2 separate regions of the Homo sapiens genome follow, and region 2 is linked to region 1. Evidence: chromatin loops called from intact Hi-C (ENCODE). Cell type or tissue: Caco-2. All regions are shown on one strand.

Region 1 (5,000 bases):
ACTAAGAGAGAATGCTGACTTGATGTCAGAAAATCAAGACAAGGTCTAGTTTAATTATGGAACATGAAACAAAAACTTTACTCCTCTTTTGAAGTAAAAATGCAAATCTGTTCCGTTTTAGAGTGGGATTTCCCTCCTTTGTTATATGGCTTTTAAATTACTCATGTTCTTTACAAATCAAATAAATAAAAGATAAAAAGAAAAATAAATATGCCAGTAGATATTCATGTTTTCTTTGGGCCACTGTAAATGGTTTAAGGGCAAATCAACAAATTTCATTTGTTTAGGTTTTTTTTTGAGACGAGTCTCGTTCTTTTGCCCAGGCTGGAGTGCAGTGACGCGATCTCGGCTCACTGCAAGCTCCGCCTCCGGGTTCACGCCGTTCTCCTTCCTCAGCCTCCGGAGTAGCTGGGATTACAGGCGCATGTCACCATGCCCGGCTAATTTTTGTATTTTTAGTAGAGACGGGGTTTCACTGTGTTAGCCAGGATGGTCTCGATCTCCTGACCTCATGATCCGCCTGCCTCGGCCTCCCAAAGTGCTGGGATTACAGATGTAAGCCACTGGGCCAGGCCCCTCATTTGTTTAGTTTTATAAAATTAACTCTTAAATTCTGGGATTGGTCAGAGTGACAGAATGAAGAGATATTGGAGTATATCACTGTTGGGGCACTCTGTGGAATAGAGAAGATTGCTATTTGGGCCGAGCGTGGTGGGTCATGGCTGTAATCCCAGCACTTTGGGAGATCGAGGTAGGAGGATCACTTGAGCCCAGGAATTTGAGACCAGCCTGGTTAAACCCCATCTATACAAAAAATACAAAAATTAGCTGGGCATCCTGGCACACACCTGTAAGTCCCAGCTGCCCAGGAGGCTTAGGTGGAAAGATCACCTGAGCCCAGGAGGTCGAGGCTGCAATAAGCTGTGATCCTGCCACTGTACTCCAGGCTAGGTGACACAGTGAGACCCTGTCTCAAAAATATATATAAAATATAAAATAAACAATTGCTATTTGAACAAGAGTTAGAAAATCTAGTCTTGTCAGCATTTAAAGAGGAAAAGACAGGCATGAAATGAAAACTCAGTGTTGTAGGTTTTATTTGTTATTTAGTTTTTATTTCATAATTATAAACTTAACTCTGCAATCCAGCTAGGCATGGACGGAAACAAGGAAAACATGGAACCCAAAGGAAACTGCAGTGAGAGCACAAAGATTATAGGATACTGCGAAAAAATGGGGTGAAGGCGTGCTCTATTGAGCTACAGACAGAATGGTCTGGTGGTTAAGATAAAAACACAAGTCAAACTTATTAGAGTTATCCACAGTCAGCAATGGTGGTCTTGGTCTTGCCACTGGACCCAAAGCACTCCATGGCCTCCACAATATTCATGCCTTCTTTCAACTTGCCAAAGACCACATGGCCTGCCATCCAACCACTCAGTCTTGGCAGTGCAGATGAAAAACTGGGAACTGTTTGTGATGGGTCCAGCATTTGCCATGGACAAGATGCCAGGACCTGTATGCTTTAGGATGAAGTTCTCATTATTAAATTTCTCCCCGTAGATGGACTTGCCACCAGTGCCATTATGGCATGTGAAGTCACCACCCTGACACATAAACCCTGGAATAATTCTGTGAAAGAAGGGAACACTTATAATCCAATCCTTTCTCTCCAGTGGTCAGAGCATGAGTTTTCTGCTGTCTTTGGAAACTTTTCTGCAAACTGCTTGAAGGAGACACGGCCCAAGGGCTCGCCGTCAACCACGATGTTGAAGAACACGGTGGGGTTCACCATGGTTGATAGTACAGGGCTCCGGCAGTGGTGTCTGCAAAGCCAGTGTTGTAGGTTTTAAATGAGCATCAGCACCCTGGCCTAGGGTGTTGTTAAGTGTGCCACTTCTCTTGTCCTCACATTCATTTGTCATGTATGGGGATTAGACTAAATGATCACAAAGGCTTGAGTTTACTATTCTGTAATTTCCATGTGACTTATTAATTAGCCTTATTATATTTAATACAATTGTAGTCATTATGAGTGCAGAATAGAGGATCAGACAGATGTTATTCCGTGAATATAACTTTAACACACTACTGGTGCTGAAAATTCAAAATTATAAGAATCTGAATATTGCTTTTTCAAGTGACTACTCCAAAAATAGTTGGCCAGTGCCTTAACCTGTCACTATCTGAACAAATGGAAGAGAATCCATGTTAGAAAAAACTACAAGTGCTTCATCAATACTAGAAAACAGAGTAAACCTAAAAAGGAAAAGTAGAGGTGAAAGCTCCATCTGGTGGTTAACATCTACAGTTCCAAGAAATTGACATTATACTTCACTGACTGTAGTACTGGAACCTCAGTTTAGAAATACCTGTGGGTTCTGAAGTAGGAAGATTACTGGCTGTTACGTATTAACTAATATTTAATGGTGGAAGGCAAAGTCTTTCATAGGGTGTTTAGAATACTTGACTCAAGATAATCCCTGGGAAAAAAGTTGCAAGGTCAAATATCTTTAAGAAATGTTCTTGGCTATACATGTCTTTATTCGACCACATAATCTTTCCCTCTCTTTTTAGTCTCTGGCATTTTAAGAAATGCCAGTTTGAGGAAATAGTGAACTTAGGAGTATTTGCTTTTAAAAGACTTTCTTTTGAAGGGAGCTTATATGAGATTTTATATTTTTTACAATCTCTTAGATGTTCTGACCTTCCTTTCACAGGAGTTAAAAAAAATTCCATTCCCTTTCTACTCTTCCTCAGGTTGAAACCTCGTAACCAGCATACTGGAAAAAATTATAGGTGTGGTAGTTCATACCTATAATCCCAACACTTTGAAAGGCCAAGGTGGGAGGATCCCTTGAGTCCAGGAGTTCAATTCCAACCTAGGCAGCATAGCAAGACCCCATCCCTATTTAAAAAAGCAAAAAAAGCCCACGCCTGCAATCCCAGCACTTTGGGAGGCCGAGGAGGGCGGATCACGAGGTCAGGAGATGGAGACCATCCTGGCTAACTCGGTGAAACCCCGCCTGTACTAAAAATACAAAAAAATTAGCCAAGCGTGGTGGCGGGCGCCTGTAGTCCCAGCTACTCGGGAGGCTGAGGCAGGAGAATGGCGTGAACCCGGGAGGCGGAGCTTGCAGCGAGCCGAGATCGTGCCACTGCACTCCAGCCTGGGGGACAGAGCAAGACTCCGTCTAAAAAAAAAAAAAGAAAAAAAGGGCCAGGTGCGGTGGCTCACGCTTGTAATCCCAGCACTTTGGGAGGCTGAGGTGGTCGGATCACTTGAGGCCAGGAATTCAAGACTAGCCTGGCCAACACGGTGACATCCCTGGAATTATAGGCGTGAGCCACTGCGCCAGCCTGACTTTCATCTTTTTTAAAGCATAGCTTGGAATAATTGATCAGTAAGGATGAAATAATTCTATGGATGATGAAGTAGCAGAACGTTTCAACATACAAAAAAAAAAATTAGTAAATCCCACTATGTGTCCTAGATGTATAAGGGTCCAATGGATCTATATGGGAATTGTAAATAGAATGAGTTTTATTCTATTTTTTAATTTTATGTATTTTATTTTTGAGACAGAATCTCACTCTATCGCCCAGGCAGTGGCACAGTCATGTAATGGCACCATCACGGCTCACTGCTGCCTTGACCTCCCTGGGTTGAGGTTACTCTCCCACCTCAGCCTCCTGAGTAGCTGGGATTAAAGTCACACACTACCACGCTCTGCTAATTTTTCTATATTTTTGGTACAGATGGGGTTTCACCATATTTTCCAGGGTGGTCTTGAACTCCTGGGCTCAAGGGATCCTCCCCCTTCAGCTTCCCAAACTGCTAGGATTACAGGTGTGAGTCACCACATCTATTTTTTTAGAAAATAAATTTTCTCTTTGTTGTTTGGAAGACTTCTACGAAGGAACAAAAAATCATGAAATATCAATCCTTAAGAGTAGAGCCCAAAAACAAAAAAACAACCCTGAAAGGCTAAAGTTGGGTCCAGTAGATCCTGATCCTGATAGTATATCCAAGGATTAAAGCCATTCATCATTTTTTTTTTTTTTGAAACGGAGTCTCGCTCGGTTGCCCAGGCTGGAGTGCAGTGGCGTGATCTCGGCTCACTGCAACCTTTGCCTCCTGGATTCAAGTGATTCTCCTGCCTCAGCCTCCTGAGTAGCTGGGATTACAGGCGCCTGCCACTGCGCCTGGCTAATTTTTGTATTTTTAGTAGAAATGGGGTGTCAACATCTTGGCCAGGCTGGTCTTGAACTCCTAACCTTGTGATCCACCTGCCTCAGCCTCCCAAAGTGCTGGGATTACAGGTGTGAACCGCTGCGCCTGGACTTAAAGTCATTCATCTTAAAGCACATAAAGACAGATGCAACTGAGTTTGTTATGCATCCTAACATCTATTTCATTGTAATAGGGAATTAAAACCTTTGATCAACTGAAAACAAAGGAATGATGAATTTTTTTTTGTTTTTTTTTTGAGATGGAATCTCGGTCTGTCGCCCAGGCTGGAGTGCAGTGGGGCGATCTCTGCTCACTGCAGGCTCCACCTCCTGGGTTCACGCATTTCTCCTGCCTCAGCCTCCCGAGTAGCTGGCTCTACAGGCGCCCGCAACTATGTCTGGCTAATTTTTTGTATTTTTAGTAGAGACAGGGTTTCACCATGTTAGCCAGGATGGTCTTGATCTCCTGACCTCGTGATCTGCCCACCTCGGCCTCCCAAAGTGCTGGGATTACCGGCGTGAGCCACTGTGCCTGGCCAGGAATGATGAGTTTTTGAAAAGACTTCATTGAGCTGGATGGTAAAGATGCCTTTCTGGGAACCATGAAATGAATGAATCTACCAAAGGTACTATGCTTTGATTTATTCCTCGCTGGATTCCAGGATTTCTGTGGATCTTCTCATCAATGTTGCTATGGTCTGAATATTTGTGTCCTACCAAACTCATAGGTTGAAATCTTAACTGCTAAGGTGATGGTATAGGGAGGT
Region 2 (5,000 bases), 310 kb before region 1:
TCTGATTTTTAAAACCAAGTTTATTTTTAAAACCTTTATTTCTACTCCAAGAATCTAATAAGCCCACAGATATTTAGAACTTAACCACCATAACTTTTCATGTCATTGGCACACAATATACATATTTTAGTAATTAAATAAGCAAAAAGTAGGAGAGCAGTCTGTAGGCTGTTTCTAAGTTGTAAGTGCTTAAGGATGTGCTTTAGCTCGAGATCTGGAACTCATTACTTTTAAAAATACTGTTAAGGACAAAATTAAGTAGAAGAAATTCATTCTCTTTTGATGATAGTATATGGCCTTTTGCATGCTTTAGAAAGATTATCAAGCACTGTTTATGACTTTGTGATATTTCACAACACATTTTAGGATTTACATAGGGACTAGTAAATAGCTTATATCCTATCAGTATTACCAAAGGAATCAAAGTACATTAATTTGAAGAATTAAGATGAAAGAAGAAACTTTCTAGCCAACTGTAATATTTTTCCAGTATTTTTTGTTACATGTCTTTTAAGCAAGTGTTATTTGTGGACATTCTGCGGGAAATAACCCTATTGATTTCTTTAGTTCACTTGCTATTCAACAATAAATAAATGAATGAGTAAATAAACTCAGGTTACTGAGTTCACCTTAATTAAAAGGATTATGTAGCACAATTCCCTTATTTATTACTGGTGTAGTCTCCTGGCCTCAAAATGAGACATCTGTTTATTACCACAGCCCAGTAGGTTCTGTTCCAGTGTTGCTGCCTAGATGTTCTTCTCAGTCTCTTTACTATCTGAAACAATAATGAGCCACCTAGAGGCTATATGCAGTTTCCTTGGCTTTACCATGTGGTCTATAATCTAATTTCAACACCATGTATTTGAAAGCTGCCCTTGAGTTGTCATTTTTTTTATGGTTTTCTAACTTTTAAAGTTACTGTTTTCCATATCACTTAATACATTTTCATTTTGAATTGAAAAATAAGTACCTAAAAGCGTTTTTTGCAAATGTTCATCCTATACTGCTCTGAAATACGTGAGTTATAATTTTTCCTATCACTTGAATGAAAGCATTGTATTCAAACACCTGGGTTAATTACAAGAAATATCACTTAGTGGAAGTTAAAACCTCGATTCTCTACCTTGCTGTACTTTAGTGTTGTAGTCTGAAACAGGTCACTTCAATTTCTTCATCTACAACAGGAGAGGAATGAATTCGATAATCCCACAAATCTTCTGGCTTTAAAAGTATATCTCTCATTACATATATAGGGAAAGTTTGTGCATGTATTGTGAACCATACTGTAAAGGGATTATTACCATTTTGTTGCTGCAATTAGAATTTTTGTTCAGTTCCCTTTGAATGGCATATTTCTAACATTGGTAGAACATTTTAAATTATTATATAGCTGGAACTATTCCAGAGAGTATCTTTACATTAACTTGTTAAGTTTTACTGTGATGCAGTTTGTTTTTTTTTTGTTTTTTTTTTTTTTTGAGACGGAGTCTCGCTTTGTCACCCAGGCTGGAGTGCAGTGGCGCGATCTCGGCTCACTGCAACCTCTGCCTTCCGGGTTCACGTCATTCTCCTGCCTCAGCCTCCCGAGTAGCTGGGACTACAGGGACCCGCCACCACGCCTGGCTAATTTTTTGTATTTTTAGTAGAGACGGGGTTTCACCTTGTTAGCCAGGATGGTCTCAATCTCCTGACCTCATGATCCACCTGCCTCAGCCTCCCAAAGTGTTGGGATTACAGGCCTGAGCCACTGCGCCCAGCTGCAGTTTGTTAATTTTTTTAACGATTTTGAAGTAAATTAAGTTCTTATGAACTTAAAGGCTATGTAAAGCAAATTTGACATGTTTTTCTGAGTTCTTAAGTAATATGTGCTTGTAATAATAGAAAATTTGAGGCTGGGCACAGTGGCTCCGGCCTGTAATCCCAGCACTTTGGGAGGCTGAGGCAGGCGGATCACGAGGTCAGGAGATCGAGACCATCCTGGCTAACACGTTGAAACCCCATCTCTACTAAAAACACAAAAAATTAGCCGGGTGTGGTGGCAGGCACCTGTAGTCCCAGCTACTCGGGAGGCTGAGGCAGGAGAATGACGTGAACCCGGGAGGCGGAGCTTGCAGTGAGCAGAGATCGCGCCACTGCATTCCAGCCTGGGTGACAGAGCAAGACTCCATCTCAAAAAAATAATAATAATAATAGAAAATTTGAAAATTACAAAAAAAAAGTCCACCAGATATGATCACTGGGTAAAATGTGATGCATCCTTCTACAAAATTGGGATAACAGTCTGTGTATGGTTTTATACCTTTTTCCATTGATTATATCATGTATTTTTTCACATACTCAAAAATCCTGTCATGAGGGCACGATGACAGAGTAGGAAGTCCTAGCCTTTGCTCTCCCATAGAAACATCAAGATAACAATACTTGGGCCAGGCGTGGTGGCTCACGCCTGTAATCCCAGCACTTTGGGAGGCCGAGGCGAGTGGATCATGAGGTCAGGAGTTCAAGACCAGCCTGGCCAACATGGTGAAACCCCATCCCTACTAAAAGTACAAAAATTAGCTGGGCATGGTGGTGCATGCCTGTGGTCCCAGCTACTTGGGAGGCTGAGGCAGGAGAATTGCTTGAACCCAGGAGGTGGAGGTTGCAGTGAGCCAAGATCGTGCCATTGCACTCCAGCCTGGGCAACAGAGCAAGACTCTGTTTCAAAAAAAAAAAATAACAATACTTGTACTAAAATACCTTTATAAGAAATGCAGAATCCAGTTAATAAGTTGTAGCACCCAGCCACATACATAACTGAGAAACCATGATAGGTAAGGAGAGCAAATTCACTTTGCCCACATCAGCTTCTCCCGCAAACTAGCTTAGTTCAGAGCAAAGAGAATCACCCATGACTTCTCCCACATTGGGAAAGGAAAGAATGGAGCTTGCACTTGGCCATCTGGCCTCCTGGCATTTCAGTGCACCCCTGCCAATTTCTGTCTCACCTCATATCCAGTGCTGAAAAACTGATAGAGCCCAGATGCCTGAAACAACTGAGAACAAAAGAAGGGTGAGTGGCCTCCTACAGATGGCACTGTTCTGCAAGATTGGGAAAAGGCTTGGAACCTTTCCCTTTAGGAGGGAAATGAAGTGAGCCTTGTCTCTAACCTTTCAGTGTGGTACCCAAAGGGCTCGTTTCCATCTCAATTCATGCCACCTACTAAAGGACTGGTGGAGCCTGGATGCCTGTGACAACTAGGAATAAAGGGAAATGAGTGGGTACCCTCTACAGCAAACAGTACTCTGTGAGACTGGAAAAAGTACTGTTTCTTCAAAGGCACAGACAACAATGCAGCCATACAAGGAACATGGAAAATCAAGAAAACATGACAGAATCTAAGGAAGAAAATAATTCTTTAGTAACCAATTTAAAAAAAAGTGGATGTATTAATTACCTACAAAGAATTTAAATTAATCCTCTTAAAGAAGCTCACTGAGTTACATGAAAACACTGGTAGAAAACTAAATGAAATCAGGAAAAGAATATATGAGCAAAGTAAGGATATTAACAAAGGGAAACAATAAAAAAGAAACAAATACTGGTGCTGAAGAATACAGTAACTGAACCGAAAAATTGACTACAGGAGTTCAATAAGCAGCTGACAATCGATCAAGCAGAAGAAAGAATCGAAAACAGGTCATTTTTGAAATTATCAAATTAGCAGAGCAAAATAAAAAGAATGAAAAGGAGTGAAGCTGTGGAATTCAATCAAGCAAAGATAAGGAATGGACAACCCAGAAGTAGAAAAGGAGCAGAAAGCTGTTTCAAGAAATAATGAGTGAAAATTTCCCAAATCTGGTGAGGGAAATGGATATTCAGATTCATGAAGGTCAAAGAGTGCCAAACAGGATGAACCCAAAATGGTCTACACCAACACATATTATAATCAAATTGTCAAAAATCAAAGACATAAAGGTAAGTGAGATAAGCGCTGAAAGAAAAGAAAAAAAAAACTGTCAACCAAGAATAGTGTACCCAGCAAAGCTATCCCTCAGAAATGGAGTGAAAGATTTTACCAGATAAACAGAAGCTAAAGGAGTTTAATCATTTCTAGAACTGCCTTACAAGAAATGCTAATGGGAGTTCTTCAACATGAAACAAAGGAACAATAAATAACACAAAGCATATGACAGTAAAAAACTCACTAGTGAATATATAAACAAATAGAGAATAATATTGTATTGTACTACTGGTTAATAAATCACTGTAACTCTGATATAAATGTTAAAAGCCAATGGTATTAGGCCGGACACCATGGCTCACACCTGTAATTCCAGCACTTTGGGAGGCCAAGGCAGGTGGATCACCTGAGGTCAGGAGTTCAAGACCAGTGTGACCAACATGGTGAAACCTTGTCTCTACTAAAAATACAAAAACTAGTCGAGCATGGTAGGGGGTACCTGTAAACCGAGCTACTTGGGAGGCTGAGGCAGGAGAATCACTTGAACCTAGGAGGCAGAGGTTGCAGTGAGCCGAGATCACACCACTGCACTCCAGCCTGGGCAACAGAGCAAGACTCTGTCTCAAAAAAAGAAAAAGCCAACAGCATGAAGAATAACTCCAATAATTAATTGGTGGATATGTAATATTAAAATACATAAATTAGAACATCAGTAGCAACGTATGCAGGAGCAAATGTGTACAGTTTTTGCATACAATTATATTATTATCTTAAAATGCACTATTATATATACCACATGGTAATCATACAGCAAAAACACATACAGGCATACCTTGTTTTGTTATGATTCATTTTATTGCACTTCACAGATATTATGTTTTTTTTACAAATTAAGTTTGTGGCAACCCTGCATCAAGCAACTATATTGGCACCATTTGTCCAATATCATGTGCTCACATTGTGTTTCTTGTTATATCTTTGTTGTTCTTGTTGTTGTCGTCGTCATTTTCTAGAAACAGTGTCTTGCTCTGACACCCGGGGTGGAGTGCAGTG

Evidence for each region. Peaks named below come from ENCODE experiments on the same cell type or tissue, not always from the same donor. Only the 100,000 strongest peaks of a DNase experiment are listed, where the experiment ranks them.
Region 2: it touches region 1 in a loop (16-fold over the local background); 25 of 110 quality-filtered maps call a loop at or near these places.

What each region holds. Positions count from the first base shown.
Region 1 is chr14:39,105,028-39,110,027 of GRCh38, reverse strand. It overlaps LOC105370459 (a long non-coding RNA gene), which reads left to right. Exons shown (of 2, transcript XR_943771.3): 2 at 1-205. It also overlaps the pseudogene PPIAP4. Among named protein-coding and RNA genes, the nearest start is that of SEC23A, 4.3 kb to the right of the region's middle. In Caco-2, no CTCF peak of the experiment used is centred here; no DNase peak of the experiment used is centred here.
Region 2 is chr14:39,415,256-39,420,255 of GRCh38, reverse strand. All of the region lies in intron 1 of FBXO33 (F-box protein 33), which reads left to right. Among named protein-coding and RNA genes, the nearest start is that of FBXO33, 15 kb to the left of the region's middle. In Caco-2, no CTCF peak of the experiment used is centred here; a DNase peak (open chromatin) is centred at 3,075.